Regions from separate parts of the Homo sapiens genome. Here region 2 is linked to region 1. A link is a loop called in an ENCODE intact Hi-C map of the cell type or tissue named here. Cell type or tissue: PC-3. All regions are shown on one strand. Links, peaks and the distances in the headings refer to the core of each region. The heading gives the core; the rest is flanking DNA.

Region 1 (16,871 bases), core at 3,804-11,803:
CCTGTATGAGGCAGCAGAAGCAGCCATAACCCCCTTGGGAACCTAACTTCATTGACTTGAGAACTATACCCTTATAGCCCGCAGTGACCACCACAAGCCGTGCCCAAGGAGAGTCTGAGCTCAGACAGGCCTAACCCCATTCCCACCTGATGGTCTTTCTCTACCCATTCTAGTAGCTGAAGACAAAAAACATAATCTCTTGGGAGATCTATAGCCCTGCCCATCACCTGAGAAACTCAAATACTTATCCAGGAGAACTTAGGGCAAGCTTGTATTCCCCCTATACTACAGCAGCTGATGCTCTCTTGAAAGTGCCACCTCCTGACTTGAGGCCAGCCAACTCAAGCCATTACAGCAACTCATAAAATAACAACCTTGCTCCAAGAAAGGAAAAACAACAACAACAGCTAATTCCACTTCCTGTAACATCCTGGCTAACCCCGAGATCTTGAGTCTGTCCACGTGACATCTTCACTGCTAGCACAACCAGCATTTGAGAAAACCAGCACACTAAACAAAACTACAACCAAGGACCCTCAAAGAGTTTACTTCGTTCCCCTGCTACCTCCCACCGGAGCAGGTGCTGGTATTCATGGCTGAGAGACCTGAAGACAGATCACATCAGAGGACTCTTTGCAGAGACTCCCCAGTACCAGCCCCTAGCCTGATAGTTCTGCTGGGTGGCTAGACTCAGAAGAGCAATAACAATCACTGCAGTCTGGCTCTCAGGAAGCCCCATACCTAGAAGAAGGGGAAGAGCTTCACATCAAGGGATCACCCCACGGGAGAAAAGAATCTGAACCGCAGCCCTTGAGTTCCAGATCTTTCCTCTGACATAGTCTACCCAAATGAAAAGGGACAAGAAAATATTCTGGTAATATGAAAAAGCTATGTTCTTTAACACTCCCAAAAGATCACACTAGCTCACCAGCAATGGATCCAAACCAAGACAAAATCTGTGAATGCCAGAAATAATTCAGAAGGTCAATTATTAAGCTACTCAAGGAGGTATCAGAGAAAGGTGGAAACCAACTTAAATAAACTTAAAAAAGATACAGGATATTGACAACAAATATATAGATAAATTTATTTTTATTGTAAATCAAAACAATCACAACTTCTGAAAATGAAAGACACACTTAAAGAAATACCAAATACACTGGAAAGTTTCAACAATATAATCAAACAAGTAGAAGAGAGAACTTCAGAGCTCAAAGACAAAGCTTTCAAATTAACCCAGTTCGGCAAAGCCAAAGAAAAACAAATCACAAAAATGAACAAAGCCTCCAAGAAGTTTGGGATTTGTTAAATGACATAAAATAAGAATAATTAGTGTTCCTGAGAAAGAAGAGAAATCTAAAAGTTCCAAAAATCTATTTGAGGGAATAATCCAGGAAAACTTCCTTGGCTTTGCTAGAGATCTAGACATTCAAATACAAGAAGCTCAAAGAACATGCGGAAAATTCATGGCAAAATGATCATCACCTAGGCATACAGTCATTAGGTTATCTAAAGTCAAAATAAAGGGAAGAATTTTGAGATCTGTGAGGCAAAAGCTTCAGGTAACCTACAAATGAAAACCTATCAGATTAACAATAGATTTGTCAGCAGAAACTCTACAAGCTAGAAGGGATTGGGGTTCTATCTTCAGCCTCCTTAAACAAAACAATTATCAGCCAAGAATGAAGGAAAGATAATGACTTTTTCAGACAAATGCCCAGAGAATTTGCCACTACCAAACCGGCACTACAAGAACTGCTAAAAGCAGCTCTAAATCTTGAAACAAATCTTCGAAATACACCAAAATAGAACCTCTTTAAAGCATAAATCTCACAGGACCTATAAAACAACAACACAATGAATAATAAACCAAGGAATTCAGGCAACAACTAGCACAATGGATAGAATAGCACCTCACATCTCAATAGTAACTTGAATGTAAATGGCCTAAATGTTCCACTTAAAAGATACAGAATGGCAGAATGGATAAGAATTTAACAATCAAGTATCTGCAGTCTTCAAGAGACTCACCTAACACATAAGGACTCACATAAACTTAAGATAAAAGGGTGGAAAAAGATATTCCAAGCAAATGGTCACCATAAGCAAGCAGGAGTAGCTATTCTTATATCAGAAAAAAACAAACTTTAAAGCAACAGCAGTTAAAAGAGACAAAGAGGGATATTATATGATGATAAAAGGACTAGTGGAACAGGAAAATATCACCATCCTAACTATATATGCATTTAATACTGGAGGTCCCAAATATAAAAACAATTATTACTAGACCTAAGAAATGAGATAGACGGCAACACGATAATAGTGGGGGACTTCAATACTCCACTGACAGCACTAGACAGGTCATCAAGAGAAAGTCAACAAAGAAACGATGGACTTAAGCTATACCCAAGAACATATGAACTTAGCAAGTATTTACAAAACATTCTACCCAATAGCTGCAGAATATACATTCTATTCCTCAGCACATGGAACATTCTCCAAGATAGACCATATGATAGGTCACAAAACAAGTCTCAATACATTTAAGAAAATCTAAATTATATCAAGTACTCCCTCAGACTATAGTGGAACAAAATTAAAAATCAACTTCAAAACAAACCCTTAAAAACGTGCAAATACATGGAAATTAAATAACCTACTTCTGAATGATCATTGGATCAACAGTGAAATCAAGATGGAAATTAAAAAGTTCTTTGAACTGGACTATAATAGTGACACAACCTATCATATCCTCTGGGATACAGCAAAGGCAGTGCTAAGAAGGAAGTTCACAGCGTTAAATGCCTGCATCAAAAAGTCTGAAAGAGCACAAATAGACAATCTAAGGTCACACCTCAAGGAACTAGAGAAACAAGAACAAGCCAAACCCTAACCCGGCAAAAGAAAAGTAATAATCAACATGAGAGCAGAACTAAATGAAATTGAACCAAAAAATACAAAGAATAAATGAAACTAAAAACTGGTTCTTTGAAAAGATAAACAAAATTGATAGACCATTAATGAAATTAATGAAGAAAAGAAGACAGAAGATGTCAATAAGCTCAACTAGAAACAAAATGGGAGATATTACAACTGATACCACAGAAATACAAAAGATCATTCAAGGCTACTAAGAACATACCTTTATGCACACAAACTAGAAAACCTAGAGGAGATGGATAAATTTCTGGAAATATACAACCCTCCTAGATTAAACCAGGAAGAAATAGAAACTCTGAACAGAGAAATCAGTGAGATTGAAATGGCAATTTAAAAATTCCCCACAAAATTTCCAGGGCAAGATGGATTCACAGTAAAATTCTATCAGACATTCAAAGAAGAATTGGTACCAATCCTATTGACACTATTTCACAAGATAGAGAGAGGGAATTTCCCTAAATCATTCTATGAAGCCAGTATCACCCTAATACCAATACCAGGAAAGGACATAACAAATAAAGAAAACGACAGACCAATATCCCTGATGAACATAGATGCAAAAATCCTCAACAAAATACTGGGTAACTGAGTCCAACAGCATATCAAAAAGATAATCCAACATGATCAAGTGGGTTTCATACCAGGGATAGAGTGATGGTTTAACATACACAAGTCAATAAATGTTGTACACCACATAAACAGAATTAGAAACAAAAATCACATGATCATCTCAATAGATGCAGAAGAAGTATTTGACAAAACCCAGCATCCCTTTATGATTAAAAGCCTCAGCAAAATTGGCATAGAAAGGACATACCTAAGATAATAAAAGCCATCTATGGCAAACCCACAGTCAACATTATATTATATGGAGAAAAGTTGAAAGCATTCCCTGAGAACTGGAAGAAGATAAGACTGCCCTCTTTCAGTACTTCTGTCCAACATAGTACTGGAAGTCCTAGCCAGAGCAATTGGACAAGAGGAAGAAATAAAGGGCATCCACATCAGTAAAGAGGAAGTCAAGCTGTTGTTGTTCACTGGTTATATGATTATATATCCAAAAAATCCTGAAGACTCATCCAAAAAGCTCCTAGAACTCATAAATGAATTCAGCAAAGTTTCAGGATACAAAATCAATGTACACAAATCAATAGCTCTGCTATACACCAACAGCGACCAAGCTGAGAATGAAATAAGTACTCAACCCCTTTTACAATATCTGCAAATGAAATGAAATGAAATGAAATGAAATAAAAATAAAATATAATACTTAGAAATATACCTGACCAAGGATGCAAAAGACCTCTGCAAGGAAAACTACAAAGCACTGCTGAAAGAAATCATAGACGACACAAACAAATGGAAACACATTCCATGCTCATGGAGTGGTAGAATCAATATTGTGAATATTACCATAATGCCAAAAGCTATCTAAAAATTCAATGCAATTCCCACCAAAGTATCATCATCATTCTTCACAGAAATAGAGAAAACAATTCTAAAATTCATACAGAACTAAAAAAGAGTCCACACAGCCAAAGCAAGACTAAGCAAAAAGAATAATCTGGAAGTATCATTTTACTCAACTTCAAACTATACTATAAGAACGTAGTCACCAAAACATCATAACACTGGTATGAAAATAGGCACATAGACCAATGAAACGGAATAGAGAAACCGTAAGCAAAGCCAAATACAGCCAACTGATCTTTGACAAAGCAAACAAAAACATTAGGTGGGGAAAGGACACCATATTCAACAAATGGTGCTGGGATAATTGGCAAGCCACATGTAGAAGGATGAAACTGTATCCTCATCCCTCACCCTATATAAAAATCAACTCAAGATGAACCAAAGACTTAAATCTAAGACGTGAAGCCATAAAAATTCTAGAAGATAACATCGGCAAAACCCTTCTAGACAATGGCTTATCCAAAGACTTCAGGACCAAGAACCCAAAAACAAATGCAACAAAAACAAAGATAAATAGATGAGACCTAATTAAACTAAAAAGCTTCTGCACAGCAAAAGAAATAATCAACATAGTAAACAGACAACCCACAGAATGGAAGAAAATCTTTGCAAACTATGCACCCAACGAAGGACCAATATAAAGAATCTACAAGGAACTCAAGTAAATCAGCAGGAAAAAACAAATAATCCCATCAAAAAGTGGGCTAAGGACATGAATAGACAATTCTCAAAAGAAGATACACAAATGGCCAACAAACATATGAAAAAATGCTCAACATCACTAATGATCAGACAAATGCAAATCAAAACCACAATGCAATACCACCTTACTCCTGCAAGTATGGCAATAATCAAAAAATCAAAAAATAATAGATGTTGGTGTGGATGTGGTGAAAATGGAACACTTCTACACTGCTGGTGGGGATGTAAACTAGTACAACCACTATGGAAGACAGTATGGAGATTCCTTAAAGAGCTAAAAGTTGATCTACCATTTGATTCAGCAATCCCACTACTGGGTATCTACCCAGAGGAATAAAAAGTCATTATATGAAAAAGATACTTGCTCCTGCAAGTTTATAGCACCACAATTTACAATTGCAAAAATGTGGAGCCAGTCTAAACTCCCATCATTCAACAAGTGGATAAAGAAAATATAGTGTATATATATATATAGCATGAATACGCCTCAGCCATAAAAAGAATGAAATAATGACATTTGCAGCAACCTGGGTGGAGTTGGAGACCATTTTTCTAAGTGAAGTAACTCATAAATCAAAAACCAGACATCGTATGTTCTCACTTATAAGTGGGAGCTAAGCTGTGTGGATGCAAAGGCATAAGGAAGGCATATTTTTAAGTTACAAGAGATTAGAGAGTGACTCAGTCTTCCAATGTAAAAAATTCTGTAAAACTTTTGCTACTTGAGTTATGCCAATATGGACAGAGAATGTGGCACATTTCTAAACTCTACTTCTCTGATCTTCTTCTGTTACCCAACTCCAGTCAGTCAGTGCCCACTAATTTCTGGATTTTTTTAAAAGGGGGCTGCCTTTGTGTATAGTAACAGTAGAAAAATAGGGCAGACCCTATATGGAGTTTGGAGGGATATCCGATAAACTATTTCATGTTAGTTTTGTAGGATGAGCTGGTGAAATTTGGACTACAAGAAAGTGCAGATATGGGGAGGAATTCATGACTAATTAAATGGTTGGATTCAAAGAGTTGATTTTAATGGATGTATTGTAGCAGGACGAGCCACAGACAAAACCTCCCAGACACCGAGTTGTAGAAGGAAGGGCTTTATTCAGCTGGGAGCATCGGCAAGTTACTGCCTTGAAATCCGAGCTCCCTGAGTGCACAATTTCTGTCCTCTTTAAGGGCTCACAACACTAAAGATTTTACATGAAAGGGTCGTGATTGATTTGAGCAAGCAAGGAGTACGTGACAGGGGCTGCATGCACCAGTGGTCAGAGAGAAACAGAACAGGGCAGGGCATTCTTTTATACAATGTCTGGAATCTATGAATAACATCGGTTTCTAAGTGACTGTTAGATAATATATTTACTGACAGAAGCCATGTGTTATTTCACCAAATGGGAATTAATCTCCTAAATTAGAGAGTTGTGTAGTTAGAGTTAACATAAGGCATTAGATGTTTTCTTTTGGATTTCTGGCAGGGAATTACTCATTGCTTAATAATTTGGGGGGAAAAATTTGCAGTGCCAGATAATGACATTTTCTCTTTAACAACAGCAAAATCCTTGTCATCAGTGTTTCTATTTCTTTAATTCCTCAAGGTGACAGCTTAGCTCATGTCTAAGGCACTGTGCTGAGAGCTCTGAAAAAGCAAAACTCTTCCCTCTAGGACCTTCAAGCATTTACACAAATTACTTCCATGGTACATGGTGATCTATGAAAAGGGCCAAATGAGAGGCACTGAATATACAACAGGAACCCTGGGAAGGGAGAGAGGGAGGGACGATTATGTTCTGGGAAGGCCTTTTGAAGGAGGTGAGAACTTAATCTTAATTGCAGTTAAACTGCTAAAGACTTTTGCTATATCCTTTCTTTTTGGGGAAATTTAGGGCCTTGTGGAAACTTGTAAACATGGAACTTTGTAATCCCTATACGAGATAAACAAGGAAATTGAGAAAGGAAAAGTCACAGTCTGGAAATATTTTGCAGGCCTGTCTATGAGGCCTAATGCAAAGGTTAATTCAAGAGCATTCTTTTCTTTTCTTTTCAGTTTGTTACCTTTCCATAGAAATGAGAGCCCCCTGCTGTTCTCTGCCATCAGCTGCTTTGTTCTGCTAATCAGGGAATGAAGCTGAGAATGCCCCTTGGCTCTGGGAGAGGGAGAAAAGAACAGGTGCCAGAGCTCATGTATTGAAATAGATCAAGGGTCTGTTCATCACTCAATCATTCTCCAGTGTAAGATACTCAAGAACAAACAAGTCCACTGTGAGTCAGAATCTGCCAACAGTCTTTTTCCTAGTAGTTTGAGGATACTAAGTAGTTTGGCTAAGTATGAGTTGCTGTACCCTAGGTATTATACTGTTAGGGAAATTCCCCACTGTCTGCCAAACATTTCAACTCAGCAAAAATTAGATCTGAAAAATGTTGATGAGCCATAATAAGTTGTACATAGTGCCTTTTAAGAAATGAACTACTAAATATATTCTAAGCAAAGAAGCAGTTCTGGAAGAATAATGGCTGAACTTCAAATTTTAGGGTTCTCACCTGCTTGTTGCCTCAGGCCTAGCCCCTTTTCCTCAACTCATTGCAAATTCATACTTAATCTTCTCTTCTGCCCTAGTGAAAATATATTTTAACCGGGAGTCCATAAATGTGGGTGCTAGGTCTGGCTTTATCACTAGTTGTCAGTTTTCCCATCTGAAAAGTGAATGCCTAGCTCACAGTGTGCAGTTGTTGTGGATGTTGGATTTTTTGAGAAAGCTGCATGTGAAGGTTAATGGGCTGCACAGATACAAGGTAGTTATATTATTACTTAAACTCCATTGTGGAGACTAGGAACATTTGGAAATTGCCTTTACTTGAATGTTCAGTCTGAATAAAATTTGCCTCTGGATTAAAAGTCCTCAGCCTCAGGGAAAGACCTACTCTAGTTTAGTGTCTGTTTTTGTGTGTTCTCTCCCTGTTCCAGTCCCTCTCCTTCTCCCTCTCTGTCTCCCTCTTCTTCCTTCTGTCCTTCCCTTCCATCCTGCCCACTTCTCTCTCTCATACGCGGGCATGCAGGCATGAACACATGTATGTGCTCGCACATGCGTGTGCACACACACACAGTAAAAAAAGGACAATTTAAAAAGGGCATGCCTTTTGTCACAGATGCTTACAGAAACACATAGAACTTTCAAATTTTATGGTATAATAGCCTTAAAACTTTTACTCTACCTTGAAGTTCAACTTTAATTGATTTTAATTATCTATATACAATTACTTACTTAGATTCTGTCTTCTTTTACAAAGAATTTGAGACATTCAGGCTTAACTTGTTCAAAACTTTAGGTGGTATTCAAACCAATGAAGACTGCTTGCCTCAAATCTTCAAAGGGAAATAAGAAGTTGCTGAGTTATGCAGCAAAATACAAGTGTTATCTTTTTCAGATTACACAAAAAGTTATTAAAAGCGGTAATTCAGATATTTCCTGTGAAATCTGCTGTGAACAAATTCATTACAGACCCATGTAGATTGTAGGGCTTACTCATGGTTTACTAGCTAAAAGTGTCATGGGGAAGAAAAGATATAAACAGAATTTTGCCCTGGTGCCATTCACCTGTAGACCATTCAGTTACACCACTGAGGGAGAGTCTTAGGTTGGAGTCTTCACCATCATGTAAGGATAACAGATATTTTTTGAAAATTTCTAATTAGAAGCATTGAGCACTTCTGTAACTAATTTCTATAACCATATGTATAGGACTAGATGGGAAGAAAAAATATAACCAAATTTACAACAGATGGGAACATAACTTTTGCCTTAAATTGTTGCACCCCAATGTACTAATTGAACATTTAATCTTGCTATTGCTTATTGACAGATTTGTGTGTGCGCATATGTGCATGTTTGTATTCTTTCTGACTGGACCCTAAACTGATTGAAAGCAGGATTCCATATCTTACTTTGTATCATTATCTTTATCCTTCATATCGTTATCTTTTTGTGCTGTAATTAATGTTTGCCAGAGGCTGCATTGTCCTATTTGGAAAATCTAAATTGTATAAGCAACCCTACCATCTCTGGTGTTACAGTTTCCATTTTCAATTTGAATAGTCTGGCTTAAAAAATATATTAACTTGGCCTTCACATAAGACAGTAAATAAGCATTTCCTTTTTTGTGTGTAAGGATGCACACAATTCAGCTTAACGACTGTAAACAGCATAAATGCACAATCTTTAATTCGGCTGATCACGTTTCACTTTGCTTTTTTATAAAAAAAGATTATTTGTATCTCTCTTTTTAACAGTTTTATTGAGGTGTAATTGTTGCACAAAAATTTGAATGTATTTTATGTGTACAATTTGATGGGTTTAAACACATGCATACACCCATGTATCCATTACCACACGCAAGATAATAAACATATTAAGGTTGTTCTTGATAAAAGTTAAAGATACTCATTTTTACTTTGGTGCGGTTGGGAGTTGCTGGATTCCACGTCATTCTGAGGTGACATGTGACTCATTTGCACGCATTCACTCATGCAGGTGTTTTTGAAGTGGTATTTCTAGCCCAGATAAGGGAAGATGACTGTCTACAGAATTCTGAACAGCAGTTGTCTTACTCAGTTTCCTGTTTCACCCAGTTCCTTCTGAGTACTGTTAATAAAGGAATCCCCTTTCTGTTGTGCAAAGACATAAAATGTCATGACTTGACCAAGATTATCATTGTTGACTTTTTGTGCTAGGGACAAATTTCCAGTTTTTTTTTTTTTTGATGGAAACAAGGAATCTATCCTTGCCTCAAACAAGAACAAGAGCTATGTACTCACAGAAACTAAAAATCAAAAGAATTATCAAGGGAAGATACAGGGTAAAAGGATTATCAGTAGGGTCAATGGAAAGTATTAATATTTCAGACATGACCTGCTCATAGTTGTCTTTTGTGATCCGAGTCTTTTTGAAAATGATAATCACTAAGGGATATTTTTCTTCTTGGGCATTTGTTTTTCCTTTATCTTTATTTTTAACCTTCCTGTCTTTCACTATTTTATATTGCATCCAGTGTCCTCATCTTTATTTCGCTTGTAAACTCCTTGAAGGCAGAATGTGAGAGGTGGCCCAAGATACTTCTATGACTTCTCAAACTGGTCAGAGTTGCTGAAATTAGTAGCATTAATTTTATAGGCTATGTATTAGGGCATTACCTCTCTAGAAGGCTATACTAAAATGCAGATTTAATTAGAGAAGAGAACCCATGAGCAGATTACCATAAATTAGGTAATTAGATTAGCTGTCTGCCTGCCCATGCCTTCACTAGAGATGTTTGGATGCCATGAATGAAATTCCAGTGTCTAGATATTACTCAAGAAAACACAGGGATGCTCATTGTCTAATGAGAGTATGGGTAAACATTTTAATGGTTTTCAATGTGACATAATCAACACTCATTAACAGAGGTGGAAATGGGGATATTGTGTAAAACACACTTATTCAATGGTATTATGATTTTGACTCATCAGTTGACTATTTCCATTGCTTTCCTGTAAGTTTGGTGAAAGCCTGCCATGTTTGTCTTGTACACTATTCTATCCTCAGTGTCTACAACAGAGTAAGCCCTTATGAAATGTTAAATGAATGAGTTTAAGTGATTGAACACAAAATGAAAAGTATATATCATTCAAAATTGGCAGCTTTTGAAGGAGTAATACTTTGGACATGGAATAGGAATAGGGATTTTATGGTGTTTACTAAAAATATGGAAACTTGGTGATGGAAAACCTCCACTGAAGTTATTAAAATTATCTTTCTTTATATTTTCTCTGCAGTTTCAGTGGCTGATGGTCACTGGAATGATGTAACTGCTCAGTGCTTTTCCTGCTTTGTATATTTCCAGAAACTCTTCTCTAAAATACTTCAGATGGTGTGCTAACTCCTCAGAATGCACACCAATGATGTACTTGTTTTTTTTCTTTCACAATTGAGATTTTGTTGGTTATGTTGAGGACCGGTACACAAACATTTCAATTTGTACACAATTCTTAACATACATATGAAAAATCTAAAAAGCTGTGTATTGTAATTCTTTTCAAAACAGTTATTCCAGTGATCTTCCAGCTTAAAAATTGGAGGCAATTTTTTCTTAAGAGGATATCAAGTACCAGTATCTTCAAATGTTGTTAACTTGTTACATACATCCTACTGATTCAAAATTTAATAGCATATATACTACATACACAAATTTTTAATCTTTCACAGCACATTAGCAAAGTTATTAGGAAAGTAGGGCTACCACGACCAAAGATAATATAGAGTGCATGATTATGACAGGAAGAGCCATTATCAAGGGGTGATTTTCTTTAGGAAACAGTTCTACTGAAAACAACATGGGAATATAAGTAATTTAAAAATGTTCAAGATATTAAATACAGGACTGTGACTCCATATTGCCATTTATAGTATGCTTTTTATTATAGGATATAAAAACTAACCCCCTTTAATGGAATGTTAAGCTGACACCCAAGACAATCAAAGCATCCCCAAATTCAATATCCCACATTATTTTCTGATTGCACCAAAAAACAAACGAGTGAATGATTTTGTCTCTTAAAGAAAAGCATTTACACTTAAAAAATAGGATGAGATGAAATTCCTCCCTTCTTAAACTGTTTCTAGAGCTACTAAAAGGCTTGCATTTACAAAATAGTTGATAAAAATATTCCTCTGGATTACACAAGAATGGAGGCATGGAGCACTGATAAGACATGATATATGATAATAATCAGATGTGGCTTCTTTCTCTCTGGCTTCATCGGCAGCTAGACTCTCCTTGGTTTTCTGCAGGTAAATCTTTTTTTAGTTTCTTGGTTCACCATTTTGGCCTGTTTTCCCTTTTGTCCCCTTTTTTCTTTTGTTTGCACTATTTTGTCTGAAAATGTATCCTTTCCTGCTTCTTTTTTTGGCTTCGTTTCCCCCCCCTTTTTTTTTTTGAGACGGAGTCTTGCTCTGTCGCCCAGGCTGGAGTGCAGTGGCACCATCTTGGCTCACTGCAACCTCCGCCTCCTGGGTTCAAGCGATTCTCCTGCCTCAGCCTCCTGAGTAGCTGGGAGTACAGGTACATGCCACCACGCCCAGCTAATTTTTTTTTTATTTTTAGTAGAGGCGGGGTTTCACCATGTTGGCCAGGATGATCTTGACCTCCAGACCCCATGATCCACCCACCTCGTCCTCCCAAAGTTCTGGGATTACAGGCGTGAGTCACCGCGGCTGGTCCGTTTCCACTTTTACAGTTGCAGACGTAACTGAGAGCCGCGCTGATCTCCTCGTCAGCTCTTCCTTCACTGCCTGTAAGGCTAAGCTGACCTTTTTCTTGGGCATTTTAGTGGCCAAGAGGTGCATGCTGAGAGGTTTCAAGAAGCTGGGATGTCTGGCTGCTGCCACTCCTTCCACCACCTGAGCTACCAATGATGTATTTGATAGAGATTAGGTGAGAGAGGTACATCAGGAAGAGCCCAGAATGAAAGGTCAGAAGAACAAGTGGGCAGTGGTGATGTTGAAGTCACTGCTACTATGGGTTTATGGTGCTTATCACCCTGTACTGTAATTATCCATGTACAAAGTCCTACAGAGTGACTTTTTGGTCACTGTGGCTTACCAGTGGCTCTCTGTGGGACTTTGAGTCCCTAGTAATCCAGACAAGGTCTCATTTATATTTATATCTTTACTGGTTAGCAAAGATTTTCTGCCAGCCACATAAAAGGTACCTGGTAAAGGTGTGTTGAATGAATGATAGAGGAACCTAAAGAGATGCTTTTTAGTATTTGTTAATTCATCACAATTTACTGAGCATCAGTTATATGCCAGGCATTATGATAGTCATCCAGTGTAAGACTCTTTCCTGTCCACAAGGCATTGATAGTTTTAGAGGGGTACAAGTAAATGAATAATTATAAATTTATGAGTAAATGCAGCAGATAAATATATGTGGGATATTACAGGAGCACAGAGTAGTCATACCTATCCTAGCTGAAAAGAGGTGATGATAGAATCTGATTTATTCATTATAAAAAATTTACTATAAGCACTATTATTAAACATGAGATTAGCCATTTGTTGCCAATTGATATATTATTATCAATATGAGAGAGATTCTAGGACATGCATGACCAATGGAAACCACTGAATTTTTTTCTAAAATCTATTGTCTTAATGACTACACAATCACAGCCCCCTAAAATTAGCCAACCATAACTACAATGTTGTTACTAATGACAGTAACCTTACAAGGTAAGCAGGGTTTTAAAGGATAAGTAGTAGTTATTCAGGTGAAGCCTAGGAGGAAAGGAATTTCCAGGGGAGGGAATAGTGTAAATAAATTTGTGTAAGAAACAGAGAATTGGCAAAGTGTGTGGCAAAATTTATATCTTTTAGGTTATAGAAATCGATGAGAAATTTTTAGCGGTAGAGTCATCTGATGACGTTTGACTATAACAACAGTCACACTTATGAAGCTCTCACTACGCCAGGCATAGCTCCAAGGGCTTTATTTCTATATTAACACAGTTAACCCTCACAGCATCCCTATGAATTAGGTACCATTGCTGTCTCCTCTTCATTGGTGGGAGAAGGTTAAGTAAAGTGTCTCACATCACTAATAAGTGATAGAGTCAGGAATTGAACCATGGCAGTCTGACTAAAGAGTACCTGTATTTAACCACTTCACCGTAAATATTATGGGGCAAGTTTGGATTTCAAGAGTCCATACAGGGAGTTCTTGCAAGATCCAGGTATGAGTTGATGAAGTCCTGAACAAAGTCAGTGGAAGTAAAGATAGACAGAACAGAAGAAGAGATAAGGAGAGAGATTTTAAAAGTCCATATAAAGTAAAATTGTCAGGATTTCTATCAAATATGAACTTGGAGAGGGTGGTCAAAAGAAGGTAGAGTCAGACGAAACTTTTGTGTTTCTCTGGGTCAAGGTATCTTTAAGACAGATAAGTAGAGAGATCTAGCAGGAAGATAGATATTTGATTCTGAAACTGAAAAGGGAGATCTAGGCTGATGATAGAAAGTTTATACAAATATGTAGATAGAAAAGGGAAATGGACTGATGATAGAATGCTAGGAAATGCCAGTGTTTTTAGGAGTAAGTGAAGATGAGGAGTCAATGCAGGAGGCAGAGAGCAAGAGGTCAGGGAAGCATGAGAATGTGGCATGGTGGAATCTAAGGAGATATAATGTATTAACAAGGAAGGCATAATCAAGAGTATCAAACACAGCAATGAAGTCCATTAACTGAAGGATTGAAAAGATACATTGAATTTGACAGGTGATTGGTAGCCTTAGTGAAAGTAGTGTCTTTGAAATATTGGGAGTGGAAGTCAGACTGCATAAATTAAGAGAATGGAAGATGAAAACGTGGTGACAGTGAAGGTAGACAAGTCTTTCAAGAAGTTTGATGGTTTCAAAGAGGAGAGAGTTAGGGAGATAGCAAGTAGGGGCTATGGAAACACTGAAAGTTTATTCTTTCAGGTTATAGATTGAAAGAGAGTTGAGCATGCTAACAGGTTGAAGAAATGGATGGGGATGTCTGATGGTAAGGACTTGATGGAGGTTAGAGGGGGTGGCACTAAGGGTTTAGTCAAGGGAGAATTTCCACATTTGACACAAGGGAAAAAGAGATAAGGATGAGTATGGAGGCAGATAATTTTGTAAATAGAGATGAATGGGTAAAAAATAATTAGGGAGATAAGAGGGGCTTAATTTTTAGATTAATTTTACCACTTTTCCTTAAGCCCACTGTAAACTTTTTGCCTCCTTATTTGGTAGCTAGCTTTGTTTTCTCTTTCATTGGGAAAATGAGTCTACGGTGGAAGATAGGAGACAGTAAACATAGTTATACAAAGGTAAAGGATATGTAGTTCCAAGCCTCAAAGGTTTCAAGCAGGGAGAGATCAAAACCAGTGAAGGAAAATACAGGCCCAGGCAAGTGTAGGTATTGAGGTTTTACTCATTTACATGTAAGTAGCATTTGTAACAGACATTGAAAGATAGGTAGTGTTGCCACATGTGGCAAGTAAGTCAAAGTTAACATTCACTATCTTCTCATCTCCTCATCAATATTTCTAACTGTTTTAATGAGAGAGAAAATGAGACAGACGGGGAGAGAGAGAGAAAGATAGAATTAATGAATATGTAATAATTGAGTTGTACCATCAATGTTTTATGATGTTTTGAATACTGTATTCATCCATTCTCGCATTACTATAAAGGACTACTTGAGACTGGGAAAGTTATAAAGAAAAGAGGTTTAATTGACTCAAAGTTCTGTAGGAGGCTGTACAGGAAGCATGGTCCGGGAGTCCTCAGGAAACTTACAATCGTGTCAGAAGGTGAAGGGCAATCAAGCACTTCTTACGTGGCTGAAGCAGGAGGAAAAGAGTGATGAGGGAAGTGCTACACACTTTTAAACATGAGAGCTCACTATAATGCGGGCAGCAAGGGGGAAGTTCACCTCCATGATTTAATCACCTCCCACCAGGCACCTCCTTTAACATTAAGCAAAAGCAAATTTCTCAGGAGAAGAAGAAATTCTGCCTCAGGACTGTAACATAGAAATCCTGTTTGTGCCGGGCGTGGTGGCTCACGCCTGTAATCCCAGCACTTTGGGATGGCTGAGGCGGGTGGATCACGAGGTCGGGAGATCAAGACCAGCCTGGCCAACATGGTGAAACCCCGTCTCTACTAAAAATACAAAAAAGTTAGCCAGGCGTGTTGGCGGGCGCCTGTAGTCCCAGCTACTCGGGAGGCTGAGGCAGGAGAATGCCATGAACCCAGGAGGCAGAGCTGGCAGTGAGCCGAGATCGCACCACTGCACTCCAGCCTGGGCAACAGAGCGAGACCCCGTCTCAAAAAAAAAAAAAAAAAAAGAAATCCTGCTTGAATTTTCAGACTGTTGGCAAGTCCTACAGATTTCAGACTCAAGACTATAACATTAATTCTTGACTGAGATTCTAGCCTTCTGACCTGCCTGCAGATTTTGGAATTTCAAGTCTGCACAATTATATAAGCCAATTACTTAAAATAAAAGCTGGAAGCATTCCGTTTGAAAATCAGCGCAAGACAAGCATGCCGTCTCTCACCATGCCTATTCAACATAGTACTAGAAGTACTAGCCAGAAAAATCAGGCAAGAGACAGAAGTGAAGCACATCCAAATAGAAAGAGAGGAAGTCAAATTATCTCTGTTTACAGATAATATGATTCCATACCTAAAAAAACCCATAGCCTCTGACCAAAAGCTCCTTGGCCTGATAAATCACTTTAGCAAGGTTTCAGGATACCAAGTTAATGTACAAAAATCAGTAGCATTTTTGTACACCAGCAACATCCACACTATGAACCAAATCAGAAATGCAATCCCATTCACAATAGCTACAAAAATAATAAAACACCTAGGGATATAACTAGCCAAGGGGATAAATGATTTCTACAATAAAAATTACAAAACACTGTTCAAATAAATCAGAGAAAACACAAACAAGTGAAAAAACCTTCCATGCTCATGGATAGGAAACATCAATATCATTAAAATGGTCAAACTGCCTAAAGTGATTTCCAGATTCAATGCTATTCCTATCAAACTACCAATAACATTCTTCTCAGAACTAGAAAAACTTTTAAAATTCATATGAAACAAAAAAAGAGTCTGAATAGCCAAAGAAATCCTAAGCAAAAAGAACAAAGCTGGAAGTATCACGTTACCTGACTTCAAACTA
Region 2 (16,871 bases), core at 4,014-12,013, 140 kb before region 1:
ACTATGGAATTTTAGAGCTGAAAATGACTGTGTATTAAATTCTTTTATTTTTAGATAAAGAGGGAAAAAAGGCTCAGAAAAGAATGTGATTTCCACAAAGTAAGTCAGTTTGTCAAGAGTAGAGACAGGACTAGGACCTTATTTCAGGCCCGCCTTCCTTCTATTTTGTGTCCACTTTTACAGATTGATTCAGATAAGCCATGCAATGATGTATTGAGGCTGAGTCATCATCAGGTCCTTATAAACCCACAAATAAAAGATAGAGTCAAAAGAGGCCCTGTTTCTACTATCACTGAAGACATTTTGGTATTTAATATTTATCTTAATCTACTGGTATGCGACTGCTAGGGTGTCTGGGGTCTGATTCTACTAACCCTGAGGAAAGCATAGAACTTTCATCACCTCAAACCTAGTTGAAAATTGGTCCCAGAGATAAAATATTTCATGTCTCAGCATCACCAGTGTAGAACAGAAATTAATACAGGATCCTGACCAGCAGAGGACAAGAGCCAGTATACTTTTGGTAAAATAAAAGTGGTAACTCCTAACTTTTTGTAGAGCAAATTAAAATGAGGTGAATATAAATTAAGGAAAGAACTATAGATTGCCTAGAAAAAAGGTATCTCTAAAGGGTATTCATTTTCTTTCTTTTTCCATTTACACTCATAATTTCAGAGTTTGGTGATGTGAGAAAATATAAAAATATAAGATAATAACTATTATTCTTTTTTCCTTTTTTTAATACACTTTAAGTTCTGGGATTCATGTGCAGAACGTGCAGGTTTGTTACATAGGTATACATGTGCTATGGTGGTTTGCTGTACCCATCAACCCGTCATCTACATTAGGCATTTCTACTAATGCTATCCCTCCCCTAGCCCCCAACCCCTCGATAGGCCCTCGTATGTGATGTTCCCCTCCCTGTACCCATATGTTCTCATTGTTCAACTCCCACTTATGAGTGAGAACATGCGGTGTTTGGTTTTCTGTTCCTGTGTTAGTTTGCTGAGAATGATGGTTTCCAGCTTCATCCATGTCCCATGAACTCACTCTATTTTATGGCTGCATGGTATTCCATGGTGTATATGTGTCACATTTCTTTTTATCCAGTGTATCATTGATAGGCATTTAGGTTGGTTCCAAGTCTTTGCTATGGTAAATAGTGCTGCAGTAAACATATGTGTGCTTGTCTTTATAGTAGAAAGATTTGTAATCCTTTGGATATATATCTAGTAATGGGATTGCTGGGTCAAATGGTATTTCTGGTTCTAGATCCTTGAGGAATCGCCACACTGTCTTCCACGATGGTTGAATTAATTTACACTCCCACCAACAATGTAAAAGCATTCCTATTTCTCCACATCCTCTCCAGCAATTGTTGTTTCCTGACATTTTAATGATCACCATTCTAACTACCATGAGATGGTATCTCATTGTGGTTTTGATTTGCAGTTCTCCGATGACCAGTGATGATGGGCTTTTTTATACATGTTTGTTGGCCGCATAAATATCTTCTTTTGAGAAGTGTCTGTTCATATCCTTTGCCCACTTTTTGATGGGGTTGCTTGTTTTTTTCTTGTAAATTTGTTTAAGTTCCTTGTAGATTCTGGATATTAGCCCTTTGACAGATGGATAGATTGCAAAAATTTTCTCCCATTCTGTAAGTTGTCTGTTCACTCTGATGATAGCTCCTCTTGCTGTGCAGAAGCTCCTTAGTTCAATTAGATCCCATTTGTCAATTCTGGCTTTTGTTGCAATTGCTTTTGGTGTTTTAGTTATGAAGTCTTTGCCCATGCCCATGTCCTGAATGGTATTGCCTAAGTTTTCTTCCAGGGTTTTTATGATTTTACATCTTACATTTAAATCTATCTTTGATCCATCTTGAGTTAATTTTTGTATAAGGTATAATAAGGAAGGGGTACTGTTTCAGTTTTCTGCATATGGCTAGCCAGTTTTCCCAGCACCATTTATTAAATAGAGAATCCTTTTCCCATTGCTTATTTTTGTCAGGTTTCTCAAAGATCAGATGGTTAAAGATGTGTGGTGTTATTTCTGAGGCCTCTCTTCTGTTCCATTGGTCTATATATCTGTTTTGGTAAAAAGTACCATGCTGTTTTGGTTACTGTAGCCTTGTAGTATAGTTTGAGGTCACATAGCGTGATGCCTCCAGCTTTGTTCTTTTTGCTTAGGATTGTCTTGGCTATATGGGCTTTTTATGGTTTCATATAAAATTTAAAGTAGTTTTTTTCTAATTCTGTGAATAAAGTCAATGGTAGCTTGATGAGAATAGCATTGAATCTATAAATTACTTTGGGCAGTATGTCCATTTGCACGATATTGATTTTTCCTATCCATGAGCATGGAATGTTTTTCCATTTGTTTGTGTCCTCTCTTATTTCCTTGAGCAGTGGTTTATAGTTCTCCTTGAAGAGGTTCTTCACATCCCTTGTAAGTTGTATTCCTAGGTATTTTATTCTCTTTGTAGCAGTTGTGAATGGGAGTTTGCTCATGATTTGGCTCTCTGATGGTCTATTATTGGTGTATAGAAGTGCTTGTGATTTTGCACACAGATTTTGTATCCTGAGACTTTGCTGAAGTTCCTTATCAGCTCAAGGAGTTTTGGGGCTGAGATGATGTGGTTTTCTAAATATACAATCATGTCATCTGCAAACAGATAATTTGACTTCCTCTCTTCCTATTTGAACACATTTTATTTCATTCTTCTGCCTGATTTCCCTGGCCAGAACTTCCAATACTATGTTGAATAGGAGTGGTAAGAGAGGGCATCCTTGCCTTGTGCCAGTTTTCCAATGAAATGCTTCCAGCTTTTGCCCAATCAGTATGATATTGGCTGTGGGTTTGTCATGAATAGCTTTTATTATTTTGAAATGTGTTTCATCAATATCTCATTTATTGAGTGTTTTTAACATGAAGGGGTTTGTCATTGGTTCTGTTTATGTGATGGATTATGTTTATAGATGTGCATATGTTGTACCAGCCTTGCATCCCAGTGATGAGTTGGTCATGGAGGATAAGCTTTTTAATATGCTGCTAGATTCGGTTTGCCAGTATTTTATTGAGGATTTTCACATTGATGTTCATCAGGGATATTGGCCAGAAATTTTCTTTTTTTGTTGTGTCTCTGCCAGATTTTGGTATCAGGATGATGCTGGCCTCATAGAATGAGTTAGGGTGGAGTCCCTCTTTTTCTATTGTTTGGAATAGTTTCAGAAGGAATGGTGCCAGCTCGTCTTTGTACCTCTGTTACAATTTGGCTGTGAATCCATCTGGTCCTGGGCTTTTCTTGGTTCATAGGCTATTAATTACTGCCTCAATTTCAGAATTTGTTTTTGGTCTATTCAGGGATTCGACTTCTTTCTGGTTCAGTCTTGGGAGGGTCTGTGTGTCCAGGAATTTATCCATTTCTTCTAGATTTTTTAGTTTATTTGTGTAGAGGTGTTTATAGTATTCTCTAATCGTAGGTTGTATTTCTGTGGGATCAGTGGTGGTATCCCCTTTATCATTTGTTATTGTGTCTATTTAATTCTTCTCTCTTTTCTTCTTTATTAGTCTGGCTAGTGGTCTATCTATTTTGTTAATCTTTTCAAAAAACCAGCTCCTAGATTCATTGATTTTTTGAAGGGTTTTTCATGTCTCTATCTCCTTCAGTTCGGCTCTGATCTTAGTTATTTCTTGTCTTCTGCTAGCTTTTGAATTTGTTTGCTCTTGCTTCTCTAGTTCTTTTAATTGTGATGTTAGGGTGTCGATTTTAGATCTTTCCCACTTTCTCCTGTGGGCATTTAGTGCTATAAATTTCCCTCTAAACACTGCTTTAGTTGTGTCCCAGAGATTCTGGTACATGGTGCCTTTGTTTTCATTGGTTTCAAAGAACTTATTTATGTCTGTCTTAATTTTGTTATTTGCCCAATAGTCATTAAGGAGCAGGTGTTTCAGTTTCCGTGTAGTTGTGCAGTTTTGAGTGAGTTTCTTAATCCTGAGTTCTAATTTGACTGCACTGTGGTCTGAGAGACTGTTTGTTATGATTTCCTTTCTTTTTCATTTGCTGAGGAGTGTTTTACCTCCAGTTATGTGGTTGATTTTAGAATAAGTGTGATGTGGGGCTGAGAGGAATGTGTATTCTGTTGATTTGGGGTGGAGAGTTCTATAGATGTCTATTAGGTCCACTTCATCCAGAGCTGAGTTTGAGCCCCGAATAGACTTATTAATTTTCTGTCTCATTGATCTTTCTAATATTAACAGTGGGGTGTTAATGTCTCCCACTATTATTGTGTGGGAGTCTAAATCTTTTTGTAGGTCTCTAAGAACTTGTTATGAATCTGGGTGCTCCTGTATTAGGTGCATATATGTTTAGGATAGTTAGCTCTTCTTGTTGCATTGATCCCTTTACCCTTATGTAATGCCCTTCTTTGTCTTTTTTGAACTTTGTTTAAATTCTGTTTATCAGAGACTAGGGTTGCAACCCCTGCTTTTTTTGCTTTCCATTTGGTTGGTAAATCTTTCTCCATCCCTTTATTTTGAGCCTATGTGTGTCTTTGCATGTGAGATAATGTCTCTTGAATACAGCACACTGGTGGGTCTTGACTCTTAATCCAATTTGCCAGTCTGTGTCTTTTAATTGGGACATTTAGCTCATTTACATTTTAGGTTAATATTGTTATGTGTGAATTTGATTCTGTCATTATAATGCTAGCTGTTTATTTTGTCCATTAGTAGATGCAGTTTCTTCATAGTGTCGATAGTCTTTATATTTTGGATTGTTTTTGCAGTGGCTGGTACCGGTTTTTTTTTTTTTTTTCCATATTTAGTGCTTCCTTCAGGACCTCTTGTAAGGCAGGCCTGGTGGTGACAAAATCCCTCAGCATTTGCTTGTCTGTAGAGGATTTTATTTCTCCTTCACATAAATCTTAGTTTGGCTGGATATAAAATTCTGGGTTCAAAATTCTTTTCTTTAAGAATGTTAAATATTGGTCCCCACTCTCTTCTGGCTTGTAGGGTTTCTGCAGAGAGATCTGCTGTTAGTCTGATGTGCTTCCTTCTGGGGGTAACCCGACCTTTCTCTCTGGCTGCCCTTAACATTTTTTCCTACATTTCAACCTTGGCAAATCTGACGATTATGTGTCTTGGGGTTGCTCTTCTTGAGGAGTATCTTTGTCATTGTCTCTGTATTTCCTGAATTTGAATGTTTGCCTGTCTTGCTAGGTTGGGGAAGTTCTCCTGGATAATATCCTGATGTGTGTTTTCTAACTGGGTTCCATTCTCCTTGTCACTTTCAGGTACACCAATCAAACATAGGTTTTGTGTTTTCACGTAGTCCCATATTTCTTGGAGGCTTTGTTCATTCCTTTTCACTCTTTTTTCTCTAATCTTGTCTTCATGCTTTATTTCATTAAGTTGATCTTCAATCTCTGAGATCCTTTCTTCCACTTGATTGATTTGGCTATTAATACTTCTGTATGCTTCATGAACTTCCCATGCTGTGTTTTTCAGCTCCATCAGGTATGCCCACAACTGCTGTCTAGTTCACAGGAAGCCATAGAGGTATAACAAAACAAATGAAATAAAAACAAACAAACATTGACAACTAAACCTTTACCTCATTTGCTGTAGTAGGGGAAATACTTTCTTTTTTCTTTCGTATTTTCCTAGGCAATATTCTTATGCAGTTTCCTTGGATATATGCTGATTTGGAATTTAGACATCTTCATAATGGGTAATAAATATTTCGAGCAAAGGAGTGGGGGTAAGAATATCTCCTGGTTTGGAGAGAAAGTAGAGAGAGGCAGTGTGTTTACAAACAAAAATAGGACCAGGAATAGTCAGGATGCATCATACTGTTCTGTAAGCAAAGGATAGAAAGGTTAGTGGGGCCTAGAATCAACCACCAAGAACATTTAATATCTACTGTGAGCAAGATACTCTGCTATGTACTGAATCTGAAGCTCAGGGAGGGTGTGTGTGTGTGTGTGTGTGTGTGTGTGTGTGTGTGTATGTACCTGCATGTGTATGTGTTTATTTCTGTCTGGGTGGTCATGGAAATTAGAGATAGCTCAATTTGAATGAAGGGAAAAGTAAGGGAGGACTAAACAAAAAATAAATACTTATGTATAAGATTTGGCTTGACTTGAATAATGAAGCAAAGAATTAAAAACCAACCTCTCTATTTAAGATTTACCTTGTCAACTTAGGTGTGGCATTCTTTTGTTTTTGTAATATTCAAATTCCAAACATCTAACTTGGCATTTTGGTTACATGTTTTAAAGCTCTTTTACCTAGATTGTTTGTTCCCCATAACCGTCAATGGTGGCCTATTGACCAGAGTGTCTTTCTGGATTTCCATGGGTTAAAGTACATTCTCCCCAGTATCTACTAAGGCAGTAGTCTCATTGCCAAAGTTAGCATTTAGTGTAACCAAAATGCCAAGGTCAGATATTTGGATTTTGAATATTTTAAAATTTTAATTTCATTTTAACATCTTAATTTCATTTTAACATTTTAAAATTTTAATTTGAGGCATAATTTACAGGCTATATATTATCACAAAGTTCTGTGAGTGCTATGTGTTTTTAAAATCATATAATTATGTAAATATCACCAAAATCAACATATGGAATAATCCCATCATCTCCTTCTCCTTGGCTTCCCTTGTGCTGCTCCTAGTCCCAGCTTCTGGCAGTCACTGATATTTTCTGTCAATACAGTTCTTCCTTTTCCAGAATGACAATAGAATCATAAAGTAAGTTTGTAGTCTTTTACTGTAGCTTTTTTACTCAATATAAATATTTTAAGATACATCCATGTTGCTGCATAGTTCAGTAGTGAATTCTTTTTATTTTTCTATATTACTTCATTGTATAGATAGTCAGAGTTTGTTTAATCCATTTACCAGCTAAAAGACATCTGGGTTGTTTCCAGTGTTTTTTTCTTTTGCCTCCTCTCACTGTGTATTTTCAACTAGCCTGTGTTAGAGCTCACTAATTCTTTCTTCTGCTTGATCATTTCTGCTTGTTGAGAGGCTCTGGTACATTCTTCAGAATGTCAATTAAATTTTTCAGCTCTAGTATTTCTACTTGGTTTAAAAAATATTTTAATCTCTTAAAAATATATCTCATAGGATTCTGAATTACTTCTCTGTGTTATCTTAAATTTCACTGAGCTTCCTCAAAACAGCTATTTTGAATTCTCTCTCTGAGAGTTCACATATTTCTATTCACTCCACAACTGGTCACTGGTGCCTAGTTAGTTTCTTTGGTGAGGTCATGTTTTCTTGGGTGGTCTTGATACATGTGGATGCTCGTTCTGCAGTTATGAGGAAGATTTGACCTAATAAAGATTTATCAGGAGGATAAGGTGCTTGTGGACTACTGCATGAGTACAGGGATGCCCCAAATACACCAGTGAGTTTAGAGTGATTTTTAACTGGTGTCCTCCATATAAGGAGAAGACTACTGCTTTAGTAGATACTAGGGAGAATGTACTTTAACCCATGGAAATCCAGAAAGACACTCTGGTCAATAGGCAGCCATTGATGGTTATGGGGAACAAACAATCCAGGTAAAAGAATTTTAAAACATCTAGGTATTGAGAAAGATGCCCTTACTCCATATATAATGTTTATTTCCCCCATTCCAGACAATATTTTAGGCATGGATATTCTGTTAGGAAAGACTTTGAAAACTTCAGTAGGAGAATTCAGATCAAAGGTGTGTGTAGTAGTAAAGGCTATTCCCAGGGGAGAGGTAAAATGGAAAACTGCACAATCTCCTGCCCCTAGGTGGGTTGTCAACCTTAAATGATACAAATTGCCTGAGGGGCATGTTGAAATAAGTGCAGCTATTGAGGATCTCCAGGGAATTCCTCCAGATCTTACCAAAGACCACCAAAACAGTACCGCTATGAGTCTGAAAAAGTAATGGCATTATTTTGGGGGTGCCCCCTAATGCAGATATGGCTGCAATGATCAAAGACTTAGATCAGAACACTCAATCCCTAAATCACAACACTCAACTCCCTTTGAATACTTGGAAAGCCTTCCCAAGAAGGACAGGTAAAAACAAGCCCAGATGGTGAAAATTACAATAAATACTGAACTCCTCAATGCCTAGACATTTATGAACATTCATTTCACATAGAAATGGCTGGTTACCCTGGAATTTCTCTCACAGATGCTTCATACCCTTTGTCCATTTCTTGGTCTCTTGGCTACTGGCTAGCTCACTTGTGGTGAGCAAATACATGCAAGCTTACACCCAAGGTCTGAGGGAGCTGAGAGGTTAAAGAAAGAGGCTTTACAAATCCAGTTTCTCAGAAAGAAACATTTTAATAGGGACTCAGGAACAGAAGCAATGCCTCTGGTGGCCAAAAGAAAATTTATCTCTGCATCTGCCTTCTAGAAAGTATTTATATAGCAAACTCTTTTTTTCTTGGTAAAATGTGTGCAGCTGGTTATGTCTCAGACCTTCTTGTGAAACTTGTGAACCATGAGGAAGTTAGATAAGCATCTTTATGAGGGGTTATTTATGCTACAGTATTTTTTCTTGATCTTGCTGTGAAAATGCCTTGGTATGTAGGAGTCAAACATTAGTCATTATGTTAGTTTCATTTCAAGATGGCATTACTCTTGCCATGCAACAGGCTGTTTTCCTATAATAATTTTTTATTTAATATTTTGAATATAAAATAGAGTCACATAGTTAGAAGTCAAATGACATAAAAAGGCTAATAGTGACATGTGTTTCTTTTTCTTATCACTGTTCCTTATTCATTCAGCTTCCAATTCTTTGCTCTTCCACAGATAAGTACGTTACTTAGATCTTTTGTGCATATTTTCACAGTTTAAAAAATTTAAATAAAAGCAAGTATAAAATTATATTTTAATTGTATATCCTCTTTTAAAACAAAATGTAGCATTCTAAATATGATGTCTTGCACATTTTTTTCTTCATGCCACAATGTATCTTATAGATCTTTTTTATAGTAATACCTAGAGGGCTTTCTCATCTATTTTTATGTTTTGTTTATTCCATTGTATAAATGTATCATAACTTATTTAAATAGTCTTATAGTTGCAGACCATTATTTTCAATCTTTAGATATTGCAAATAATGCTTCATAACAATATAATGTTATAGTGATCTATTATTTTATTCTATAGATATAGCACCATTTATTTAAACAGTCCTATACTGTTGAACAGTTAGACTCTTTCCAATATTATACATAATGCTGAAATCAACATCAGTATACTGATATGTTGTATGTATCTGTTTTCCTATAAATAAATATGGATCAATTATGGGAACAAATTTTGGTCCAAGATTGTTGTTGTCTTGTGTTACTATGAGAACCAAAGACAATTGCCATACTCCTTAGCCTGTGGCCATAGACAAAATTCCCACATATCTGGATGACGACAATAGAATTAGGGAGCCTATTAAGCCATGCTGAGCAACTATTTAAATAAATCAAAGAGTACAGGGGAGCCAAGTGTACGGACAATCAGTAGAGAAAACTAAAATGGCACTCCTGTTATGTCTTCCTGGACCAAAATCACAACCAGGTTGGCATTCGAGAAGGGAAACCATGATATATATGGGAATTCTAGATTAATATTCTACCCCCAGTATACAAAGACGGTATTTCTGACTCTTCATCAGTAGGCTACATTTTTAAGGTTGTTCTTCAGTTGTGGGGATGACTTATACTATGACCTTTTTGTGATTTATGACTCATACTTGGAGGATAGTTGACTGAAGTTAGAGTGTCAATGGTTATAGAAGCAACCATCCAGTTTGAGAAAATTCTTGTATCTTTAACACCATACTACAGCAATTGAAATTACCTAGGTCCTAAGGTAGTAGGAGCATGTAAATAACATGCCTAGAAGAAGTATAATATGTCAAAATATGCCCAAAAGAAGGTAAAGAGAATAAGTGTATCTTTCGCCATTTTTTTTTTTTTTTTTTGAGACAGAGTCTCGCTCTGTCGCCCAGGCTGGAGTGCAGTGGCGCTATCTCCGCTCACTGCAAGCTCTGCCTCCCGGGTTCACGCCATTCTCCTGCCTCAGCCTCCCCGAGTAGCTGGGACTACAGGCGCCCACCACCACGCCCGGCTAATTTTTTGTTGTTGTTGTATTTTTAGTAGAGACAGAGTTTCACCATGTTAGCCAGGATGGTCTCCATCTCCTGACCTTGTGATCCGCCTGCCTCGGCCTCCCAAAGTGCTGGGATTACAGGCCTGAGTCACCGCGCCTGGACGGATTTTTTTTTTTTTTTTTGAGCCGGAGTCTCGCTCTGTCGTCCAGGCTGGAGTGCAGTGGTGCAATCTTGGCTCACTGCAAGCTCCGCCTCCTGGGTTCACACCATTCTCCTGCCTCAGCCTCCTGAGTAGCTGGGACTACAGGCGCCCGCCACCACGTCTTGCTAATTTTTTGTATTTTTAGTAGAGACAGGGTTTCACTGTGTTAGCCAGGATGGTCTCGATCTCCCGACCTCGTGATCTGGGCTCCCAAAGTGCTGGGATTACAGGCATGAGCCACCACGCCTGGCCCATCTTTGACCATGTTTTTAAGCTATTGGCCCAGATGCCTTGATGGGTGAATAATAATATACATAAGGGCATCCTTGAAAAATCATCAGGGTGAAAAATATTGGAGAGCAGTCTATATGGTTAAACAGGTTGCTTACTGTAGACTTGTGTACCAAATACCCAACTTCTCTTGGCAATGCATTATCTACTCAAAATGCAGAAATCTCCATGTAGCCTAGATTGGCAGAGAAATCTAGATTGTATTTTACACCAGAGGTACATGCCAAAATTTTATTTGGGAAATGTTTTTCAGCATTTTTCTGTTTCTGAGGATTAAGACATGTGGAGACTAGGTAAAATTATTTAATAACTGTTTTAATCTCTGTGGTGCTTTTAGATTCTATGCCAAATGAATGCTCTTTGGATGTACTACTGGGTGAAAGGGTAGGCAGGCTATTGAGAAACTGCAGCAGAGCTTTTTTCATATTTGTTGAAAACTCCTTCAGATGCCTGGTGTTTAACTGTGTTCTAAGAACTCCACCAAGTTTAGAAGTGCTTCTGCTACCTGACAAATGGAGCTTCCCTCACCCCACACTGTGGTCTTTCAGACATCTTATAAATAAGCAATTGAATCTGTTAAGGCTTTGCTATTGTCTTTTAACCATTCAAAACAAGAAACAATTTATTAAGTGTTTCTGGTAAGCTGACATTTCTTGGAAATGGTGCTGAGAGGAAGCTGGAATGCTGCCACTGGCCCTTTTACCTTAATCAAGATTATATAATATTTAAATACCGGAAGTCTTGCAAAATTTCTTGGCTTTCTGTGCCACGTTATTCTCTCATTTTTTTTCTGTCTCTGATTGCTTTTTACCTTCATTGCTGACTAACTGTTGGTATTCTCCTAAAGTTCAATATCCAGTTTTCTCTTCTCCCTCAAGGATCTATCAGCTTTCATAATCTCAGCTATCCCTTTATGTAGTTACCAAATCATTGCTTTCAATTCTCACTACTCTATTAACTATATTTTTAATCTCTTTCATTTTCAATTGGGAATATGATACAAGCTCTTTCCCACAAGCTTAAGTGTAATATCAGACAGATTCTAACTTCCCTAACTCAACTGTTTAGCAATGTTACCCCTCCAGTATACACACAAGACTTAGGAAAGAAGTAAAAAGTTTCCAGCAGATAATATCTTAATAGTTTTCTGATTCACCTCTCTTTTCATACCACTTCCATTGTCATTATTCTATGTTTAGCTTCTGGCATAGTCCTGAAATTACAATAGCCTTAGGACATAACATCAAGAAAAGATGGATAGACAAATGCAATGTACTGAAACATATGCACCTCGAATATAGAAACACTCTTAGGTTCCTCTGGTTATTACATGTAGAACACTGCACCAGGTCCTTGTTGTCTAGGAGCTCACAGTTCAGAGTGGGAAACAGTCATTTGAGTAGACAATTATAGTAGTGTAGAGAATGTTAAAATATAGTGCTGTGGCTGCAGAGATGAGGCACTTAGCTCAGAATGATCAGGGCCTAGTTCTTGAAGGAGGTGATGCTGTATCAGAGTCTTGAAAAAGGAAACATTAGTCAGGCAGAGGATAGGAAGCATTCCAGGCCAAGTGGGTAACAATACATGGAGATATGTATATGGATTATACATATATGAAATATATATTTGTATGTGTATGTATATATGAGTCTATTTGAAAATTTGACAAGAACACGGGGCCTTGTGGAGAGAGTAGAAGTAGATAAGATCTGAGAAATTTGCAGGAGCCATAATTATTTTATTTCATCTATTTTATTTTACTTTATTCAATAGTTTTTGGGGAATAGGTTGGTTTTGGTTATATGAATAACTTCTTTAGTGGTAATTTCTGAGATTTTGGTGCACTTGTTACGTGAGCAGTGTTCACTGTACCCAATGTGTAATCTTTTATCCTTCAGCCCCCTTCTTCCCCTGAAGTCCTCAAAGTCCATTATGTCATTCTTATGCCTTTGCATCCTCATAGCTTAGCTCCTGCTTATAAGTGAGAACAAACAATATTTGGTTTTCCATTCCTGAGTTACTTCACACAGAATAATGGTTTCCAACTCCATCCAGGTTGCTGTGAATGCCATTATTTCATTCCTTTTTATGGCTGAGTAGTATTCCATGGTGTACATAGACCACATGTTTTTTATATAATTGTTGGTTGATAGGCATTTAGGATGGTTCCATATTTTTGCAATTGTGAATTGTGCTGCTCTAAACATGTGTATGTAAGTGTCTTTTTTGTATAATGACTTCTTTTTCTCTGGGTAAATACACAGTAGTGGGATTGCTGGATCAAATGGTAGTTCTACTTTTAGTTCTTTAAGCAATCTCCATACTGTTTTCCATAGTGGTTGTACTAGTTTACATTTCCACCAGCAGTGTAGAAGTGTTCCCTTTTCACCACATCCACGTTAACATCTATTGTTTTTTGATTTTTTGATTATGGCCATTTTTGCCAAAACAAGATGGTAACTCATTGTGGTTTTAATTTGCATTTTCCTGATACTTAGTGATGTTGAGCATTTTTTTCATATGTTTGTTGGCCATTTGTACATCTTTTAAGAATTGTCTATTCATGTTTTTGCCCTCATTGTGATGGGATTATTATTTATTTTTTTCTGCTGATTTGAGTTCCTTGTAGAGTCTGGATATTAGCCCTTTGTCTGATGTACAGTTTGCAAATATTTTCTCCCATTCTGTGGGTTTTCTGTTTACTCTTCTAATTATTTCTTTTGCTGTGTAGAAGCTTTTTAGTTTAATTAGGTCCCATCTATTTATATTAGTTTTTGTTGCATTTGCTTTTGGATTCTTGCTCATGAACTCTTTGCCTAAGGCCATGTCTAGAAGTACTTTTCAAATGTTATCTTCTAGAATTTTTATGTTTTCATGTCTTAGATTTAAGTGTTAATTCATCTTGGGTTGATTTTTGTATAAGGTGAGAGATGAGGATCCATTTTCATTCTTCTACATGTGGCTTGCCAATTATCCCAGCACCATTTGTTAAACAGGGTATCCTTTTCCTACTTTATGTTATTGTTTGCTTTGACAAAAATCAATTGGCTGTAAGCATTTGGCTTTATTTCTGGGTTTTATATTCTGTTCCTTTGGTCTATGTGACTACTTTTATAGCAGTACCATGCTGTTTTGGTAACTATAGCCTTGTAGTATAGTTTGAAGTCAGGTAATGTGATACCTCCAGATTTGTTCTTTTCACTTAGTCTTGCTTTGGCTGTGCAGGCTCTTTTTTGGTTCCATATGAATTTTTGGATTTTTTTTCTAGTTCTGTGAAGAATGATCATGGTAGGTACTTTGGTGGGAATTGCATTAAATCTGTAGATTGCGTTTGGCAGTATGGTCATTTTCACAATATTGATTCTACCTATTCATGTGCATGGGATACGTTTCTATTTGTTTGTGTCATAAATGGTTTCTTTCAGTGGTGTTTTGCAGTTTTCCTTGTAGAAATCTTTCACCTCCTTGGTTAGGTATATTCCTAAATATTTTATTATTATTATTTTTTGTGGCTGTTGTAAAAGTGATTGAGTTTTTGATTTGATTCTCAGCTTGGTCATTGTTGGTGTATAGCAGTGCTACTGATTTGTGTACATTGAATTTTGTATCCTGAAACTTTACTAAATTTATTTATCAGATCTAAGAGCATTTTAAATGAGTCTTTAGGTTTTTCTAGGTATATACTCATATCATTGGTGAACAGAGACAGTTTGTCTTCTTCTTTACCAATTTGGATGCCCTTTATTTCATTCTGTTGTCTGATTGCTCTGACTAAAAGCTGGTTCTTTGAAAAGATAAACAAAATTGATAGACCATTAGCAAGATTAACCAAGAAAAAATAGAGAAGATCAAAATAAGCTCCATTAGATACAAAATGGGAGATATTACCACTGACACCACAGAAATACAAAAATTATTTAAGGCTACTAGGAACACCTATATGCACACAAACTGGAAAATCTAGAGGATATAGATAAATTCCTGGAAATATACAACTCTCCTAGATTAAATAATAAAGAAACAGAAACTCTGAACAGACAAATAACAAGTAGTGAGATTTAAATATTAATTTAAAAAATGCCAACTAAAAAAACTTCAGAACCATATGGATTCACAGTTGAATTCTATCAGACATTTAAAGGAGAATTGGTGTCAATCCTGCCAAAAGTATTCCAAAAGATAGAGAAAGAGAGAATCCTCCCTAAATCATTTTATGAAGCCAGTATCACCCTAATACTAAAATCAGGAAAGGACATAACAACAACAACAACAAAACTACAGACCAATATCCCTGATAAACATAGATGCAAAAATCCTCAGCAAAATACTAGCTAAGTAAATCCAACAGCATATCAAAAAGATAATCCACCATGATCAAGTGGGTTTCATACCAGGGGTGTAGGGATGGTTTAACATACACAAGTCAGTAAGTGTGATATGTTACATAAACAGAATTAAAAACAAAAATTTTATGATCATCTTACTAGATGCAGAAAAAGCCCTTGACAAAATTAATATTTCTTCATTAAAACCCTCAGCAAATTTGGCATAGAAGAGACATACCTCAAGGTAATAAAAGCCATTTATGAGAAAAACCCACGGCTAACATTATTCTGAATGGGAAAAGTTGAAAGCATTCCCCCTGAGAAGTGGAAGAGACAAGGATGGCCACTTTCACCACTTCTGTTTAACATAGTAGGGGCCATAATTCTTGTCAAGTATGGGTATCTGGTTTAGTCCTATAACTAATTGATAATGCCAAATTAAAAGTTGTTATGAGGAATGCTCAAGATAAGCAATGAATGAGGTTTGAGAAATGAAGAAAAAAGTCATAAAATCACAAAAAGCAGATGTAAGTATTAAAAAATAAAGTCATCTGGGGAGACAAGGTGGAGTAAGATGGCAGAATAGACTTTGTCTTGCCACCCATTGACCCGCCTGCAAGGACACCAAATTAACAACTATCTACACACACACACACACACACACACACAAACCTTCAGAAAAAAACAAAAATCAGGCGAGCACTTATAGTACCTGGTTTTAACTTAATATCACTAAAAGAGGCACTGAAGAGATAGAAAAAAACAGTCCTGAATTACCAATGTCACTCTTAACCCAACCCGCAGCTGCAGCATTATGCAGAGAGCATCTGTAGGCGCTGGGGTAGGGAGAAGACAGCAATTGTGAGGCATTGAACTCAGTGCTTTCCTGTTAGAGCAGAAAGGAAAACCAGACCAAACTCAGCTGAAGCCTGCCCATGGAGGGAGCACCTAAACAAGCCCTAGTTGGATGGGAATCACCAATATGATCCCAGAGGTCTGAAGTTGAGTGCCTGCAAACTTCTCCACCGAGGGCTATAGCATCCTGTGTCTCTGAGCACTCTTGAAAGGCAGTCTAGGCCATAAGGACTGCAACTCTTAGGCAAGTCCTAGTGCTGAAGTAGGCCCAGAGATAGTGGAGTGGGGGTGGGGCATGTGAAATACTGAGACACCAGCTGGGGAAGCCAAGGGAGTGCTGGCATCACTCCTCTCCTAACCTCAGGCTTCACAGCTGTAGCTCCAAAATAGACCTCTTACTTTCACTTGAGGAGAGGAGAGGGAGTAGTGCAGAGAACGCCGTTTTGCATCTTGGGTATCAGCTCAGCCACAGCAGGATAGGGCACTAGTCAGAATTTCAAGGCTCCTGTTGCAGGACCTAGCTCCCAGATATTTCTAGACACCCCTTGGGACAGAAGAAAACCCACTGCCTTGAACTAAAGGAGCCAGTCCTGGAAGCATTCATCACCTGCTAACTGAAGAGACCTTGTACCCTGAATAACCAGCAGCAATACCCAGGTACTACATTGAGGGCCTTGGGTGAGCCTCTGAGACTTGCTGGCTTAAGGTGAGACTCAGCACATTACTAGCTGTGGTGGCTATGGGGCAAAATTCCATCTGCTTGAGAAGAGCAGAGAGAAAAGTAAATGGGACTTTGTCTGACACCTTAGGGATCAGCATGGCCACAGGGGATCAGAGCACCAAGTGGGCTCTTGGGGTCCTCAATTCCAGGACTTGACTCTTGGATGGAATTCCTGGGCCTTCCCTGACCCAGCGGGATACCCACTGCCCTGAAGGATGAGTTTTACGCCAGGCAGCATTCACCATAAGCTGACTTAAGAGACCTTGGGCCTTAAAGGAACGTTGGCTGGTAGGCTAAAAGTAGTCCTATGGCTTGTGGTGGCAGTGGATATGGGGTGAGGCTCCTCTGCCTTTGGAAAGGGGAGA

The links. Hi-C counts contacts between places; a loop is a spot of excess contacts. Peaks named below come from ENCODE experiments on the same cell type or tissue, not always from the same donor. Only the 100,000 strongest peaks of a DNase experiment are listed, where the experiment ranks them.
Region 2: a loop joins it to region 1, with 3.0 times the contacts of the local background. A loop is called at or near these places in 2 of 110 quality-filtered maps.

The regions. Positions count from the first base shown.
Region 1 is chrX:78,507,717-78,524,587 of GRCh38, forward strand. It overlaps the pseudogene HMGN1P34. Among named protein-coding and RNA genes, the nearest start is that of RTL3, 140 kb to the right of the region's middle. RefSeq lists an enhancer at 6,660-7,639. In PC-3, for the core only: a CTCF peak has its summit at 7,195 (motif pointing left); DNase peaks (open chromatin) are centred at 7,385 and 9,675; H3K27ac peaks cover 2,527 bases.
Region 2 is chrX:78,367,667-78,384,537 of GRCh38, forward strand. No RefSeq gene overlaps it. Among named protein-coding and RNA genes, the nearest start is that of CYSLTR1, 48 kb to the left of the region's middle. In PC-3, for the core only: a CTCF peak has its summit at 8,366; a DNase peak (open chromatin) is centred at 8,495; H3K27ac peaks cover 4,159 bases.